2 separate regions of the Homo sapiens genome follow, and region 1 is linked to region 2. A link is a loop called in an ENCODE intact Hi-C map of the cell type or tissue named here. Cell type or tissue: MCF 10A. All regions are shown on one strand. Links, peaks and the distances in the headings refer to the core of each region. The heading gives the core; the rest is flanking DNA. Region 1 overlaps LOC105379412 (a long non-coding RNA gene). Region 2 overlaps ELF2 (E74 like ETS transcription factor 2).

Region 1 (8,339 bases), core at 312-8,311, 130 kb before region 2:
CAGCTGGGGCTCAGTGTTTCTTCCAGGTACTTGCTCCAGTGTCACTCTCAGAAGTGGCTTTCTCAGTACAGCACTTCAAACTCTTCAAATACAGACATTTTCTTCAAGACGTTGTATAGTATCTAAGTAGGGAGAAATTTCTAGTTCAACTACACATTGCACCTCAAGGTAACATCTGCCTTCAATGATTCAGGTCCTGCAGAAAGCTCTGGGTCATCCATTCAGATAGCTCCGCCCTTATAGTAAATTTCCTGTTGGGTATTTCACCCCTACTCCACCCCCATTATCATTTTAACTGTCTTATTCCTACCAGGCTCTCTACGGCCGCATTTGTCATCAGATATGTGCTGATGAACTTGAATCTTAAAGATCCCAATTTCTAATCTCATGAATTTTTTTCCCTCCCATCCTATATAAATTTGTAGATGCAAATGAAAATGAGAAAAGAAATACCTGGCTGGGTGCAGTGGCTCACGCCTGCAATCCCAGCACTTTGAGAGGCCCAGGTGGGTGAATCACTTGAGCCCAGGAACTCGAGACCAGCCTGGGCAATATGGCAAAACCCCATCTCTACAAGAAATGCAAAAACTTAACTGGGCGTGTTGGCACGCACCTGTAGTCCCAGCTACTCCAGAAGCTGAGGTGGGAGGATCGCTTGAGCTTGGGAGGTTGAGGCTACAGTGAGCTGTGATCAGACCACTGCACTCCAGCTTGGGCAACAGAGTGAGATCCTGTCTCAGAAAAAAAAAAAAAGAAGAAGGAAAGAAATGCCCTCCAGCTTCACTAGACCACATTCAAGATTAAAGGCCAGTAGATGTTACTTCTTTTTGTTTAAGTGTCTAAACCACAGGTCTTTCTTGAGCTAAAAAAAAAAAAAAAAAAGGTCCTATTGTTGGATGGGCAGGTGGCTCACACCTGTGAGGCCGAGGCTGGGGGATCCCTTTGAGCTCAGGAATTCGAGACCAGCCTGGGCAACATGGTGAAACCCAGTTTCTACTAAAAATACAAAAATTAGCCATGTGTGGTGGTGCATGCCTGTAGTCCCAGCTACTCTGGAGGCTGAGGCACAAGAATCGCTTGAACCTGTGAGGTGCAGGTTGCAGTGAGCTGAGATCTCACCACTGCACTCCAGCCTGGGTGACAGATCAATACTCCCCCTCAAAAACAAACAAAAAAAAGTTCTGTTATCTATGAAATACCATAAATATTGTGCTAAAGTTGACTTTTTAAAAATGATGCAGGCCAGGCGCGGTGGCTCATGCCTGTAATCCCAGCACTTTGGGAGGCCGAGGCAGGCAGATCACGAGGTCAGGAGATCTAGACCATCCTGGCCAACATGGTGAAACCCTGTCTCTACTAAAAATACAAAAAAATTAGCTGGGCCTGGTGGCGTGCGCCTGTAATCCCAGCTACTCAGGAGGCTGAGGCAGGAGAATCGCTTGAACCAGGGAGTCGGAGGTTGTAGTGAGCCGAGATCGCGCCACTGCACTCCAGCCTGGCAACAGAGAGACACTCTGTCTCAAAAATAAAAAACAAAAAATAAATAAAAATGATACAAGGCAAGACTCCGTCTCAAAAAAAATTCAAGGCTGGGTGTGGTAGCTCATGCCTGTAATCCCAATACTTTGGGAGGTCAAGGTAGGCAGATCACTTAAGCCTAAGAGTTCGAGACCAGCCTGGGCAACATAATGAAAACCCGTACAAAAAATACAAAAATTAACTGGGCTTTGTGGTGGGCACCTGTAATCCCAGCTGCTGGGGAGGCTAAGGTGGGAGGATTGCTTGAGCCTGGGAAGTTGAGGCTGCAGTGAGCCATGATTGCGCCACTGCACTCCAGCCTGGGCGACAGAGCGAGACTGTTTCAAACAAAAAAGAAAACAAAAACCTTCAGATGTTTCCTGGCCTTTTATTTTATATTAAACCCATTCAGTTTTTGTTGGAAAAGTAATATATAATCATTTTTAAATTGGCAAATGTACTCACTTCAGCAGCACAAACACTAAAATCGGAATGATACAGAGAAGATTAGCATGAATGACATGCAAATTCGTGAAGCCTTCCGTATTTTCCTGTAGCACTGTAGGATGACTATAGTTAATAGTTATATATTATACAGTTTCAAGTAGCTAGCTGGAGGGTATTGAATGTTCCAACACAAAGAAATCTTAAGTGTTTGAGATGAAATGCTAACTACGCTGATCTGATCGCTATACACATATGTGTCACAACATCACTATGTATCCCGTAAGTATGTAATTATTATGTGTCAATTTAAAAATTTAAAAGTAAAAAAATACATAAAATTGGAAAAGAAAGAAACCTAGAAAGACAAAAAATACAAGCCATATTCTACCATCCAAAGGTAATACTTATAAATGTCATTGCATTTTACACATCTTAACTTCCCATCTATTAAAAATTAGTTTTTATTACATTTTTAAATTTTTCATTATCGTCAAAATAATCATGTAGAAAGACATATAGTATAAAAATTTTCCCAGTTTCCTCCACAGCAGCATTTCTGAGTTAGTCACTGTTATCCCTCTAGACAGTTTTATGTGTCTATTAAACATATTTTCAAACTTTTTGAATAAATAGGTTTTTGTTTGACTCAAAAAATAATACGTTTCTTGTTTTTTTGTGTATTTTTGAGACGGAGTTTTACTCTTGTTGCCCAGGCTGTAGTGCAATGGTGCAATCTCGGCTCACTGCAACCTCTGCCTCCCGGGTTCAAGCAATTCTCCTGCCTCAGCCTCCCAAGTAGCTGGGACTACAGGTGCCCGCCACCACGCCCAGCTAATTTTTTGTATTTTTAGTAGAGACGGGATTTCTCCATGTTGAGGCTGGTCTCGAACTCCTGACCTCAGGTGATCCACCTGCCTCGGCCTCCCAAAGTGCTGGGATTACAGGTGTGAGCCACCATGCCCGGCACATTTCTTGTTTTTTAACAACTTTGTTGAGGCTTATTTTACATATTATATATAATTCACTGTTTCAAGTGTACAATTCAATAATTTTTAGTACATTTATTCTATTTTACATGTGTAGCCATCACCATGTCAGTTTAGAATATTTTCGTCACTCAGTAAGATCCCTCATACACATTTACTGTGAACCCCTGTTCTCTTGAGCCTCTACCCTAGACAATTACTAATCTTTTTTTTGTCTTTATAGATTTGTCTTTTCTGGACATTTCATATAAATGGAATCATACAGTATAGATTTCTTGTCTGCCTTCTTTCCCTCAGCATAATCCATTTATTTCTAAAAAAGAAACTAGAGAAAAATGTTTATGGATGCTTAATAAATTTATCTGAAATGATCTCTCACAAGCAAAAAATACAAAAGAACTTTTATATTCTGGTATAGGGAAAGAACTAAAACCAGTTATCAACTATCGTGAATCTGTGGACGAGATTTAAATTCTTTGACATTCCACTCTTCCCCCTAGTGGCCAGGACAAAAAGAGTACTGTATATTGTGTTTGTTAGAAAGCATCCCAGATTCTCAAGTGCTAAGTGAGAGGTATTTTACACTTGGAGTTTTTATAAGAAAGATATTTCCTTTCTGTTTATTGGAGGCCTTTTTTTTATAAGGCAAATTTGTTGGGAGGCATAATTAATCATTCTCTGTGATTCTTCCCACTGCTGAATCCACCAGCCTCTCCTTAAAGAGGGATTTAGAATAGTGGTTAAGAGCCCGGGTGCGCTGGCTCACGCCTGTAATCCCAGCACTTTGGGAGGCTGAGGTGGGCAGATCACCTGAGGTCGGGAGATCGAGACCAGCCTGACCAACATGGAGAAACCCCATCTCTACTAAAAATACAAAATTAGCCGGGCGTGGTGGTGCATGCCTGTAATCCCAGCTACTCGGTAGGCTGAGGCAGGAGAATTGCTTGAATCTGGGAGGCGGAGGTTGCAGTGAGCCGAGATTGTGCCATTGCACTCCAGCCTAGGCAACAAGAGCGAAACTCTGTCTCAAAAAAAAAAAAAAAAGAAAAAAGAATAGTAGTTAAGAGCTCAAGGTATGGTACCAACTTGCCCACATTCAAATGTTAATTCTATTACTTGCTAGTTACGGGACCTTACTCAGCAGGTATGCCTCTTCTTTTTGTTTTTGGTTTTTTGTTTTTGTCTTTTTTTTTTTTTGAGATAGAGTCTTGCTCTGTTGCCCAGGCTGGAGTGCAGTGGCACTATCTTGGCTCACTGCAACCTCCGCCTCCTGGGTTCAAGAAATACTCCTGCCTCAGCCTCCTGAGTAGCTGGGACTACAGGCGCCGTCCACCACGTCCGGCTAATTTTTGTATTTTTAGTAGACATGGCCTTTCACCATATTGGCCAGGCTGGTCTCGAAGTCCTGACCTTGTGATCCTCCCGCCTCAGCCTCCCAAAGTGCTGGGATTACAGGCATGAGCCACCGCGCCCGGCCTTAAGTGTCTTCTTCTTTTGTAAGATGAGGATGATTATAATAGCTGTTTTATGGGGTTGTTGTGAGCATTAAATACATTAAGATACATGGAACTCCTAGAATAGTACCACTGAAGCATACTGTCATTCAGCAACCTGAGTATTAAAAAAAAAAAAAGTATTTTAAAAACACAAACCAGAATTTGTTTCTGCTTAAAACTAATGTTTTGGCCAGGTGTGGTGGCTGACACTTGTAATCCCAGCACTTTGGGTAGCTGAGGTGGGAGAATCTCTTGAACTCAGGAATTCAAGTCCAGCCTGGACATGCAGTGAGATCACTATACTACAAAAAATAAAAAAATTAACCTGACATGGTGGCACACAACGTTAGTCCCAGCTACATGGTAGGCTAAGGTGGAAGGATTTCTTGAGCCTGGGAGTTTGAGGCTGCAGTGAGCCATGATGGCACCACTGCACTCTAGCCTGGGCAACAGAGCAAGACCCTGTCTCAAAAAATAAAAAACAAAAACTAGGGTTTTGTGTGAGTGGGTTATTCAGATGCTGTGTGTGATGGGTGCTGAAAGACTTTCTACTCAAAAATAGCTCCTTCCTAGGCAACTATTGAAGCTTGACAGTCTGCTTTTCCAGAGCCAGCCCTGTAACCACTGCCTCCCCAATTCTGGAGACAGCCCTCAGCAATAACCTATTTTTACCCACAGGTGGTGTCTGAGATTAATTGGACTGGCAGCCCTGTACTTCCACTACTTCCGCATTCCTGTGCTAGCTTTGGGACCCTAGTACCCACCCTCTAAGTTTCATCCTTCTCATAACCTTCTGTGCTTGCACAGGTTGTATGTCCCTAGACTTTCACTGCAGTGTCTGCTTTAGGCACCAGGATCCTCTACAGGAAGTAGAATCTTTCCTGACTACAAACTTATTGGATGTGGCTATTCATTATATGTTTAAGTTTTGCCACTTTTCTTTCCCTGGGGTTGGACTGAGTCTTCATCACATATAATTGATCTGGGTCCTATTGGAGCTAGACAGACCACCCAATACTGCCATTTACCTAACTCTGAATAACATCTTCCTGCCAGGAGACGCCTGCTGATATGCCCTGCCTGCCAGACTAGAATTCCTTGGGTATTGTGGGGGCTTATGCCCCCTCAATTTAGACATACGTGATTGGGCAAATTCCATGGTGCAGATTTTATTTTGCCACAAAAACATATAATAGGTCTATTTCCTCTCCTAGCCCTGTCCCTCCATAAGTGTTCACACATGGTAAACTGACCAGGAAAGGCTCTAATCCTCCATCCCTTACCCCAAGAGGGCTGCAAGTCAGGTAAGCAGCTCAAGAATTCAAATATGCCGGGTACAGTGGCTCATGCCTGTAATCCCAGCACTTTGGGAGGCCAAGGCAGGTGGATCATGAGGTCAGGAGTTCGAGACCAGCCTGACCAACATGGTGAAACCTCGTCTCTACTAAAAATACAAAAAAAAATTAGCCGGGCATGGTGGCAGGGGCCTGTAGTCCCAGCTACTCGGGAGGCCGAGGCAGGAGAATCACTTGAACCCAGGAGGCGGAGGTTGCAGTGAGCTGAGATCACGCCACTGCACTCCAGCCTGGGTGAAAGCGAGATTCCGTCTCAAAAAAAAAAAAAAAAAATTCAAACATATGCCCACATACTATTTATCTATATATGTGTAAAATGTAAACCAAGTTAACAGACTGTTTAATAAAATCTATCCTCTTTCCATGGAAAATATACCTTCAGAGCAATAAAACTGAAATGTATATAAAGCTGTGGTTTTTCATACAAACAGAAATTGGCAAATTTTTTTTTCTTTTTTGAGACAGAGTTTCGCTCTTGTTGCCCAGGCTGGAGTGCAATGGCATGATCTCAGCTCACTGCAAACTCTGCCTACCGGGTTCAAGCAATTCTGCCTCAGCCTCCCGAGTAGCTGGGATTACAGGCTAATTTTGTATTTTTAGTAGAGATGGGGTTTCTCCATGTTGGCCAGGCTGGTCTTGAAGCCCTGACCTCAAGTGATCTGCCTGCCTTGGCCTCCCAAAGTGCTGGGATTATAGGCGTGAGCCACTGCACCTGGCCAAAATTGGCAAATTATTAGATGACTGAATTTAGTTATTATTGCACATTTGCCATCTAATTGTTATTGTCTGGATAGTCTATTAATAAGTGATATAATGAAGACCATAATAATTCATAAATTTTTATGAATTTATTTCATGAGGTTCATTTCAGCGAATCACCAATTATTTTTTATTATTTTATTTAGAGCCAGGGTCTTGCTCTGTCACCCAAGCTGGAGTGCAGTGGCACAATCATAGCTCACTGACTGTAGCCTCAAACTCCTGTGCTCAAGCAATCCTCCTGCCTCAGCTTGCTGAGAAGCAGAGACTACAGTCAAATGCCAACATACCCAGGTAATTTTTTTTTTTTGAGATGGAATCTCACTCTGTCACCCAGGCTGGAGTGCAGTGGCATGATCTTGGCTCACTGCAACCTCCACCTCCCAAGTTCAAGCGATTCTCCTGCCTCAGCATCTCGAATAGCTGAGATTACAGGCACGTGCCACCACACCCGGCTAATTTTTTATATTTTTAGTAGAGACAGGGTTTCACCATGTTGGCCAGGCTGGTCTCGAACTCCTGACCTTGTGATCCACCAGCCTCGGCCTCCCAAAGTGCTGGGATTACAGGCGTGAGCCACCACGCCCAGCCAATATTTTGTATTTTTTATAGAGATGGGGTCTCTCTGTGTTGCCTAGACAGGTCTTGAACTCCTGGCCTCAAGCAGTCCTCCTGCCTCAGCCTTCCAAGGTGTTAGGATTACAGGCATGAGTCACTGTGCCCAGCCAATTATGTTGTTATAATCAAGATTTTAACAAAATTTGTATGTTAATGATAACCATGATCTAAAAGATTCAAAACTAATGTTGGGCACAGTGGCTCATGCCTGTAATCCCAGCACTTTGGGAGGCTGAGACGGGTGGATCACCTGAGGTCAGGAGATCGAGACCAGCCTGGCCAATGTGGTGAAACTCCATTTCTACTAAAAATACAAAAATAAGCCAGGCATGGTGGCGGGCTCCTGTAATCCCAGCTACTCGGGAGGCTGAGGCATGAGAATCACTTGAACCCGAGAGGCAGAGGTTGCAGTGAGCCAAGATCGTGCCACTGTACTCTACCCTGGGCGACAGAGCAAGACCCTGTTTCTAAAAAAAAGAAAAAAAAAAGATTCAAAATAAAATGTAACTGCATTCAAAGTATACAAAATTTGAGTACATTTGAATCAACAATTATAAATTAAATATACAAATACAGCTTGAGGTTGAGTGCATTTGGGTACAGGCAATCTCACACCTGTAATCACAGCACTTTGGGAGGATGAGGCGGGATGATCACTTGAGCCCAGGAATGATATAATAAAGATAATAATAATTCATATATTTTGTATATTTGTTTTCTGGTGTTCATTTGAGCAAATCATCAATTATTTATTATCATTATTGTTGTTGTTTTAGAGTCAGAGTCTTGATCTGTCACTCAGGCTGGAGTGCAGTGGCACAATCATAGCTCATTGCACCCTCAAACTCCAGGGCTCAAGCAATCCTCCTACCTCAGCCTCTAGAGTGCCAGAGACTATGGTCCATGCACTAGGCCCAGCTAATATTTTGTATTATTGTGTTCAATATCTATTTTCCCATATAAAAAATTGATGTCAGGCCAGGCATGGTGGCGTGCACCTATAGTCTCAGCTACTTGGTAGGCTGAAGACGGAGGATCACTTGAGGCCAGGAATTTGAGGCTGTAGTGCATTATTATGATTGCACTTGTGAATAGTCACTGCATTCCAGGCTGGGCAATATAGCAAGACCTCATCTCTAAAAAGATTTTTTTTAATTGTT
Region 2 (8,339 bases), core at 275-8,274:
TTATAGCCTTTATTTTCATTAGAATAACAGTTTTTTGTTGTTGTTTGTTTTTGTTTTTAAATGAAAGAAGTCCTATGCTGTTTTCTCCTGGTTTAAAGTCAGTGTTTGGTCATAATTGGGTGTTTGATTTCTTTTCACTTTGTAAATATGCCAAAATATATACACTACTTGAAGGGAATGAGCAATTACTTTTTTTATTTAACTAAAATACTTTTCATATGTTTTATATTAAACTGGGTGGTGATAATATGCAATTATTTTTCAGGACTTAAGAATATCTTTAAACAATTATTTGTTAGTGAGTAGAAAAGCAAACTCTTTGTCTCACTATGCTCTCAACAGTTAACACAGAAGACCTCTGGGACATCTGATTACCATGAAGTGTGTGGGATTTCTCCCGACCAATAAACTAGTCAGTCAGTTCTGTAGTGGACACCAGCTGGGTGTCCTCTAATTCAATTCAGTTCTGACACTGTCTACTTGGAGATAGCATCAGATCCTCTGAGAAACACATTTACCAGTTTATCATAAAGGATATTTAAAGGATACAGATGAAGAAATGCATAGGGCGTGAAGTATTGGGGAAGGGTCATGGAGGTCCCATGCCCTTGCTGGGCATGCCACACTCCAGGAACCTCCACATGTTCAGCTATCAGGAAAGTCTCTGAACTCATTCGTTTTGGGTTTTTATGGAAGCTTGATTAAGTAGGCATGATTGATTAAGTCATTGGCTATTGGTGGTTGACTTAACCTTCAGCCCTGTTTCCCGAGGCCCAGAGGTTGGGAGTGGGGCTGAAAGTCCCAACCCTATAATCCTGCCTTGGTCTTTCTGGTGACTAGCCCCCATCCTGAAGATACCTAGGGGCTGCCAGCCATTACTCAATCTTTAGCACACAAAAGAACACTTACTACTTTGGAGATTCCAAGGATTTTAGGACTTGTATGCCAGGAAATGGGGAGCAAGACTAAATATATATATTTCACACATATTTCACAATATCACAGCTAGAACTTGGGAGATTTTCTTATCAGTAGATGAACTTGCAAAAGATCATGAGAAAGTTTTACATCAAAAAGAAAAGGTTAGCCTGGGCAATATGGCAAAACCCCATCTGTACAAAAAATACAAAAATTAGTCGGGCATAGTGGCAGGTGCCTGAAGTCCCAGCCACTTGGAGGCTGAGGTGGGCAGATTGCTTGCACTTGGTAGGTCAAGGCTGCAGTGAGCTGTGATCCTGACACTGCATTCTGACAGAGCGAGACCCTGTCTCAGGGGGGAAAAAAAAAAACATTTATGTCTCCGATCTAGTTAGCAAAAAGATACTTCTTTTTTTTGGAGATGGAGTCTTGCTCTGTCGCCCAGGCTGGAGTGCAGTGGCATGATCTCAGCTCACTGCAACCTCCGCCTCCTGGGTTCAAGCAATTCTGCTGCCTCAGCCTCCCGAGTAGCTGGGATTACAGGTGCCCGCCACCACGCCTGGCTAATTTTTTTATTTTTAGTAGAGATGGGGTTTCACCATCTCGGCCAGGCTGGTCTAAAACTCCTGACCTCAGATGATCCGCTTGCCTCAGCCTCCCAAAGTGCTGGGAATTCTGGCGTGAGCCAGCATGCCCGGCCGATACTTCCTTTTTTTTTTGAGACGGAGTCTCCCTCTGTCTCCCAGGCTGGAGTGCAGTGGTGCTATCTCCGCTCACTGCAACCTCCGCCTCCTGGGTTCAAACAATTCTCCTGCCTCAGCCTCCCGAGTAGCTGGGACTACAGGCGCCCGCCACCACCCACCACGCCCGGCTAATTTTTTGTATTTTTTTTTTTTTTTTCGTAGAGACCGGGTTTCACTGTGTTAGCCAGGATGGTCTCGATGTCTTGACCTCGTGATCCACCCACCTCGGCCTCCCAAAGTGCTGGGATGACAGGCGTGAGCCACTGCGCCCGGCCCTGATACTTCTTATATATGGTGTTTGACAAGTCTTTCAGGAAAATCTGAATTTTTTTCCCCATATGACCTTTTTTCTGATGTGTAATAGTTGGAAAATAAAGGCAGGATTTAGAATAATTACTGAGAATGAAAAACTTCTTTTGAAGAGGAAACCAAGAACTTGGTTCAAGAGGAGAAAGAAATTAAAAGGTGGTAATTTCTTTTTGAGACATTTACTTTCTTGAATAAACTTGACATCCCCCCCTTTTTTTTTTTTATCTTTTTCTTTAGGGACATTGGTCTATAGTTAGTATCTAGGTTTACAACATTAAGCTTTTTTCATTTTGTTTGGAAAAACAAGGCTGGCAGAATTACATTTGTTTTTAATTCCATTGCTAATATTACATACTTAGGAGGCTATCAGGTGCAAGTTATTTACTTGAGACAAGAAGCACTGATTATTTTGGCTAGGCTTCATCTGAAGGCCTATGTTCTGGGAAGGGAGGCCTCCATAAAAAAGGAAGAACCTTTAGTGACCTTTATCCTTGGGAATAAAAGTAAAGATCAGAAGCCAGTGCATTCAGTTTACCGTCTTACAAAAGGAGTCAAGTATTGTATAGGTCAGAGACCACTATTGTAAGATCATATAAATCCTGTGTCTAATTTTGTTATCCTCTGTTTCTCCATAATAATTAGTACCAAGCACTTTACAAAAAGAATCCCCATATATTTGTTTTTGGAGGCCACAAGAAATGGGAAGGGCTAATGAGAGACTGCAGTTAATTCTGCAGCTAGTCTTAGGGAAAACAGAACTCCAAAAAATAGAAGAGCTGAAAGGAGAAGAAAGCAGACTGAATTCTTGTGCTTATCAAAGGAAGAACAAAAGAATAAGGAGTTGTCCTGGATCTGAGACCATTAGTGGGGTTACCTGAGATGACCTGTGATGTGTGTGGCACTGTGTTTTTTTTATGTGAACTAGAGCAAGAAATTAGATATGGCCCCTCCTGTAAAGAAACTCACTCATTTGTGGGGAAAATATATAAGGAAACAACTCTTCATAACCTAAGGTTTAATAATATTAGTGTTATAATAGTGAAGGAGACAGATCTTAGCTATTCTGATGGGAAGTTTACATTTTAGTTGAGTTTGGGAGGATAAATAAAATTTCATTGGGAAGAAAAGAATTTTCTAGTTGAGAAGTCATTTATTTATACCTTTTCCTACCTTCTCCCAGTCCATTACCAAATCATGTTAATTTTGCCTCCAAAGTATATCTCGAGTCTTCCTATCTTCATTGCTACTAGGCTAGTTCACTCTGTAGTTTTTTTACATGAGCTATGTTGATGGCCTTTGGCCTTCTAATCAGCCTGTTTTCATTATTGCCTCCTCCTCCTACCCCCAGCAATCTATGCTCACCATAGTAGCCAAAGTGATTTAAAATATAAATTTGTAAGTGGAATAGTGATACTCCCTCCCTAAAATCTTTCAGTGGATTCTAATTGCACTTAAGATAAAATTCAGAGTATTTTTAAATTGTTTTCACTTAATTTTTATTTTTTTTCTGTATTTCAATGGATGCAGTTAAAAAAATGTTTTTTTTAAAGAGTTATGGTCTTGTTATGATGCCCAAGCTGGAGTACAGTGGTTATGCACAGGTGCAGTCCCACTACTCATCAGGACAGGAGTTTTGACTTGCTCTGTTTCCAGGCTGGTCTGGTTCACCTCTCCTTAGGCAACCTTGTGGTCCCTCACGTTTATGCCGAACTTAGTGCAGATACCCAATTGACTTAGTGCACTATAGCCCAGCATTTCTGGACTCAGGCGATCCTTCTGCCTCAGCCTCCCAAGTAGTTGGGATCACGGGCATGTGCTGCTGCGCCTGGCAGGAGTTTTTAATATGGTCTTTAAGACACTGAATAATTTGGCTTCTCACATTCATCTAGAAACAATAACAATAATAGCAACCCCCCAAAAAGGAAAAAAAAAGACAGCTCTAACATTTAAAGTTTCTTTACTATGTTGCCAGGAATTGTTTTTAGGGTTTTACATATTAACATTACATATTTCACACTCTCAACCCTAGGCCGAATAACTTTTCCAAGGCTAGATAGCTATTTAAGTGGTGGAAGCAAGGATTTAACCCAGAGCCCAAGCTCAAGCATTGTACTCTGATGCATTATATAATATCCCTTCCCCTCACAATACAAATTATTGTAATCACAGTGCTCCTTTCATCCTTCCATTAATCCAAACTCTTGACCTCCACAGGGTGTTCACGCATGCCATTTTCTGTCTGGAGTAGATTATTTTCTAGTTTTCAATTTCTAACTCCTGGTTGTCCTTTAGATTATAGTTTAAATGTCACTTTCTCACAGAGAAAGAGGCCTTGGCTGATATTCTTAAATCTCAATTAGGACTGTTCTGTTATTTTTTATCATAGCCCTCCATTATTTAATGTGTTTTGTTTTTAGCACCTACAACTTGTCATGCATTCAGTTCCCACCATTAGGTAGTAAATACCTTCCAAGAAGTTCAAATCACATAAAATCTGGCATTAATGTGAGGTTAATGAAATGGCCTGGGTCAGTCTGGGTATAGGAGGAAGAGGTGTGTGTATGAAATGGGTTCCAGAATTCAGACTAAGGTATCCAAAATCAGTCTAAGGTCCAGCTGTGGTTTGGTGCCACCTGGTGGTAGTTGTGTACTTCTGTGACTGCTTTTTGAGGATAGGATGGAAGACGGGAGCCAATTATCAGTTGACTTACCTGAATTCATGTATTTAGGAAGTTTTACTTGACTATATTTATATTTGTGCTCGTTTGCTTAATGTTTCCACACTGTGCTCCATAAAGTCAGAGACTGTATCCATTGTGCTTACTGGAATTGCTCAGGGCCAGGAACCCAGTAGGTTTTCAATAAAATATTTGTTTATTAATGAGAACACATCATGAACCAGAAAGGATTGCCAAGAACTTTGTATTTTATTTAGACACTGCCCGTCAATGTAGTTTACTGCTCGTTAGTGTAGTTTAACTAGAGTTTAGGCTATATAGACAGGTATGGTTGAGAGATAAGGCTAGACAGGTAAAGGTACAGTGGGACCAGATTGTGATGGCCCTTGAATAAAATAGTGAGGAACTGTATGAAACATTATTTGGAAAAGATGAGAAGTGAAAAGAGGGACATTTATTTTAAACATCCAGAACATAGAAGACGTAGCTTTCAAAATACTAACTTTGGGATAGGTTAGGGAATAAACTAAACTTGACCAATTTAACAAAAGGCAACAAAGGAGAATAAAATGATGGAATAGAAATAATAAATCAAGATAGTAGAAGTAAGTACAAAATATATCAGAAATTATATTAAAGTTATCTATTGTGATCACAAGACAAGAACCTGTGTTATTTATAATAGATGCATAAAGCAAAATTAAATGAATGGAAACAGCTAATATATAACAGATAAACCAAAATTAAGTTTTAAAAATATCGGCCGGGCACGGTGGCTCATGCCTGTAATCCCAGCACTTTGGGAGGCCGAGGCGGGTGGATCACGAGGTCAGGAGTTCAAGAGCAGCCTGGCCAAGATGGTGAAACCCCATCTCTACCAAAAATACAAAAAATTAGCCGGGCGCGGTGGCAGGCGCCTGTAGTCCCAGCTACTCAGGAGGCTGAGGAAGGAGAATCATTTGAACCTGGAGGGTGGAGGTTGCAGTGAGCCGAGATCGTGCCACTGCACTCCAGCCTGGGTGACAGAGTGAAGCTCTGTCTCAAAAAAAAAAAAAAAAAGTTTTAAAAATAGAGAAATCTGTTTACCAGAAAAGTACTAATCAAAGGGAGCTGGTATAATAAAATAGAATTTAGGGTGAACATTTTTCATTGGGACAGAGAGATACTCTTTATACTGCTAAAAGGAACAATCTAGAAAACAAAATCATCATAAACTTACATGCATCTAGCAACACAGCCTTGAAATACCACTTAAAACAAAAATTTTTAGGAAAACTAGACATATCTACAAAATAGTGGGACATCTTTGTCAAAGTGTAAAAAAGCATATATGAAATTAAAAATAGTATCAAAGAATTCAACTACAAAGGGCTTAACAAACTTCGTAAATTGGAGATATATAGGACATTGTACCTAACCTAATAGAAACTTAAACATTTTTTAGTTATGTATGTCAGTTTTTAACCATGTTCCATAGAGGAATGTTAACAATGTCTAGAAAATCAGTGTCATACAAAATACGTTATTTCAGCCAGGCATGGCAGCTCATGCCGGTAATCCTAGTGCTTTGGGAGGCTGAGGCAGGAGGATCACTTGAAGCCAGGCAAGACCATATAGTGAGACTCTGTCTCTGCAAAAAATAAATTAGCTGGGCATGGTGGCACTCACCTATAGGCCACATTGTACTCCAGCCTGGGTGACAGCTAGACCTTCTCTCTAAAAAGAAAATCAAACAAAATATTTTGTCATGATGTAAGAATATTAGAAAACAATGAAAAAGACAATCAAAATAATAATATTGGAAACTAAAAATTAGTGGATCAAAAAAGAAATGAAAATGTTAAAATACTTATAGCTAAATAACATTGAAAGCATTGCATATTTTTTTTTCTTTACTTTTTTTTTTTTTTTTGAGACAGAGTCTTGCTCCGTCACCCAGGCTGGAGTGCAGTGGCATGATCTTGGCTCATTGAAACCTCTGCCTTCTGGGTTCAAGTGATTCTCCTGCCTCAGCCTCCCGAGTAGCTGGGATTACGGGCATATGCTACCATACCCGGCTAATTTTTGTATTTTTAGTAGAGACGGGGTTTCACCCATATTTGCCAGGCTGGTCTTAAACTCCTGACCTCAAGTGATCTGCCCGCCTTGGCCTCCCAAAGTGCCACCGCGTCTGGCCGAAAATATTGCACATTAAAACTTGGAATGTAGCTGGGTGTGGGTGCACACCTGTAATCCCACTTGGGAGGCTGAGATGGGAGAACCACCTGAGCCCGGGAGTTCAAGGCTGCAGTGAGCCATGATTGTGCCACTGTACTCTCCAGCCTCTGCGACAGAGGCTACAAACAAACAAAAAAACCAAAAACTTGGAATTTCGCTTAAGCAGAACTCACTATGAAATATAATAGCTTTGAATGTATTTACTGGAAAATAAGAAAGATTGATATAATGAGCATATACCTAAATCTACATGTTAATATAGGACCAACAGAATAAATCCAAGTAAAGTAGAGGTAAGTTAAAAATAAAGATGAAAGTCAATAAATAGAAAATAAAACAGTACTAGATTATTAATAAAACCAGAAACTAATAAAATGGAAGAACCTCTGTAAAGACAGATTAAAGAAAAATGAGCACTCTGAAGAACAAAAATATGGCCAACGGAATAAAAAGTTTAAAAACCATGAAAGAATACTATGAAAAACCTGTTGCCAAGGAATTTAAAAACCTGTGAAAGGATAATGTTAAAATTTTATAGTTTAGGCCAAGCACTGTTGCTTACACCTGTAATCCTAGCACTTTGGGAGGCTGAGGTGGGCAGATTGCTTGAGTCCAGGAGTTCGAGACCAGCCTGCAACATGGTGAGACCTCCTGGCTACAAAGAATTAAAAAAAAAAAAAAAAAAAGCTTGGTATGGTGGTGTACACCTGTAGTCTCAGCCACCCAGGAAGCTGAGGCAGGAGAATCGCTTGAACCTGGGAGGTGGAGGTTGCAGTGAGTCGAGATCACACCACTACACTAGAGCCTAGGCAGAGTGAGAGCCTGTCTCAAAAAACAAAACTAATTTATAAGTGACTCAAGAAGAAATAGAAAGCCCAGACAAATTAATAACCATTCAATTTCTTTAATCTTACATATGCATCTTCCTTATATACACATTTAAATAAAGTCCATTATAACGTGGAAGTATTAAAAAAAAAGTCCATCAGACCCAGATTTATTACTAAAATTTCAGAGGATACATAATGCTTGTCATATATAAACTATCACAAAAGAATAGTAAAAGAGGGAAAGCTTTCCAACTCATTTTATGAAGTTAGTATAACCTTAACCTTGAAACTTATCCAATATAATAACAGAATTTTTTTTTTGGGTCAAACTCATATATGCGCATAGCTACAAATGTTCTTTTTTTGTATGTATGACAGAGTCTTGTTCTGTTGCCCAGGCTGGAGTGCAGTGGCGTGATCTCGGCTCACTGCAACCTCCACCTCCCGGGTTTAAGCGATTCTCCTGCCTCAGCCTCCCGAGTAGCTGGGATTACGGGCATATGCCACCACACCTGGCTAATTTTTGTATTTTTAGTAGAGACGGGGTTTCACTGTTTCTACAGGCGTGTGCCACCGTGCCCAGCTAATTTTTGTACTTCAGTAGAGATGGGGTTTCACCATGTTGGCCAGGCTGATCTTGAACT

Evidence for each region. Hi-C counts contacts between places; a loop is a spot of excess contacts. Peaks named below come from ENCODE experiments on the same cell type or tissue, not always from the same donor. Only the 100,000 strongest peaks of a DNase experiment are listed, where the experiment ranks them.
Region 1: a loop joins it to region 2, with 13 times the contacts of the local background. A loop is called at or near these places in 33 of 110 quality-filtered maps.

What each region holds. Positions count from the first base shown.
Region 1 is chr4:139,224,756-139,233,094 of GRCh38, reverse strand. The region is part of intron 2 of LOC105379412 (a long non-coding RNA gene); the gene reads right to left. It also overlaps the pseudogene RNU6-506P. Among named protein-coding and RNA genes, the nearest start is that of MGARP, 51 kb to the left of the region's middle. In MCF 10A, for the core only: CTCF peaks have their summits at 3,440 (motif pointing left) and 5,139; a DNase peak (open chromatin) is centred at 3,444.
Region 2 is chr4:139,095,838-139,104,176 of GRCh38, reverse strand. The region is part of intron 4 of ELF2 (E74 like ETS transcription factor 2); the gene reads left to right. It also overlaps the pseudogene RN7SL382P. Among named protein-coding and RNA genes, the nearest start is that of ELF2, 77 kb to the left of the region's middle. RefSeq lists silencers at 4,509-4,568, 4,448-4,742. In MCF 10A, for the core only: a CTCF peak has its summit at 4,588 (motif pointing left); a DNase peak (open chromatin) is centred at 4,606.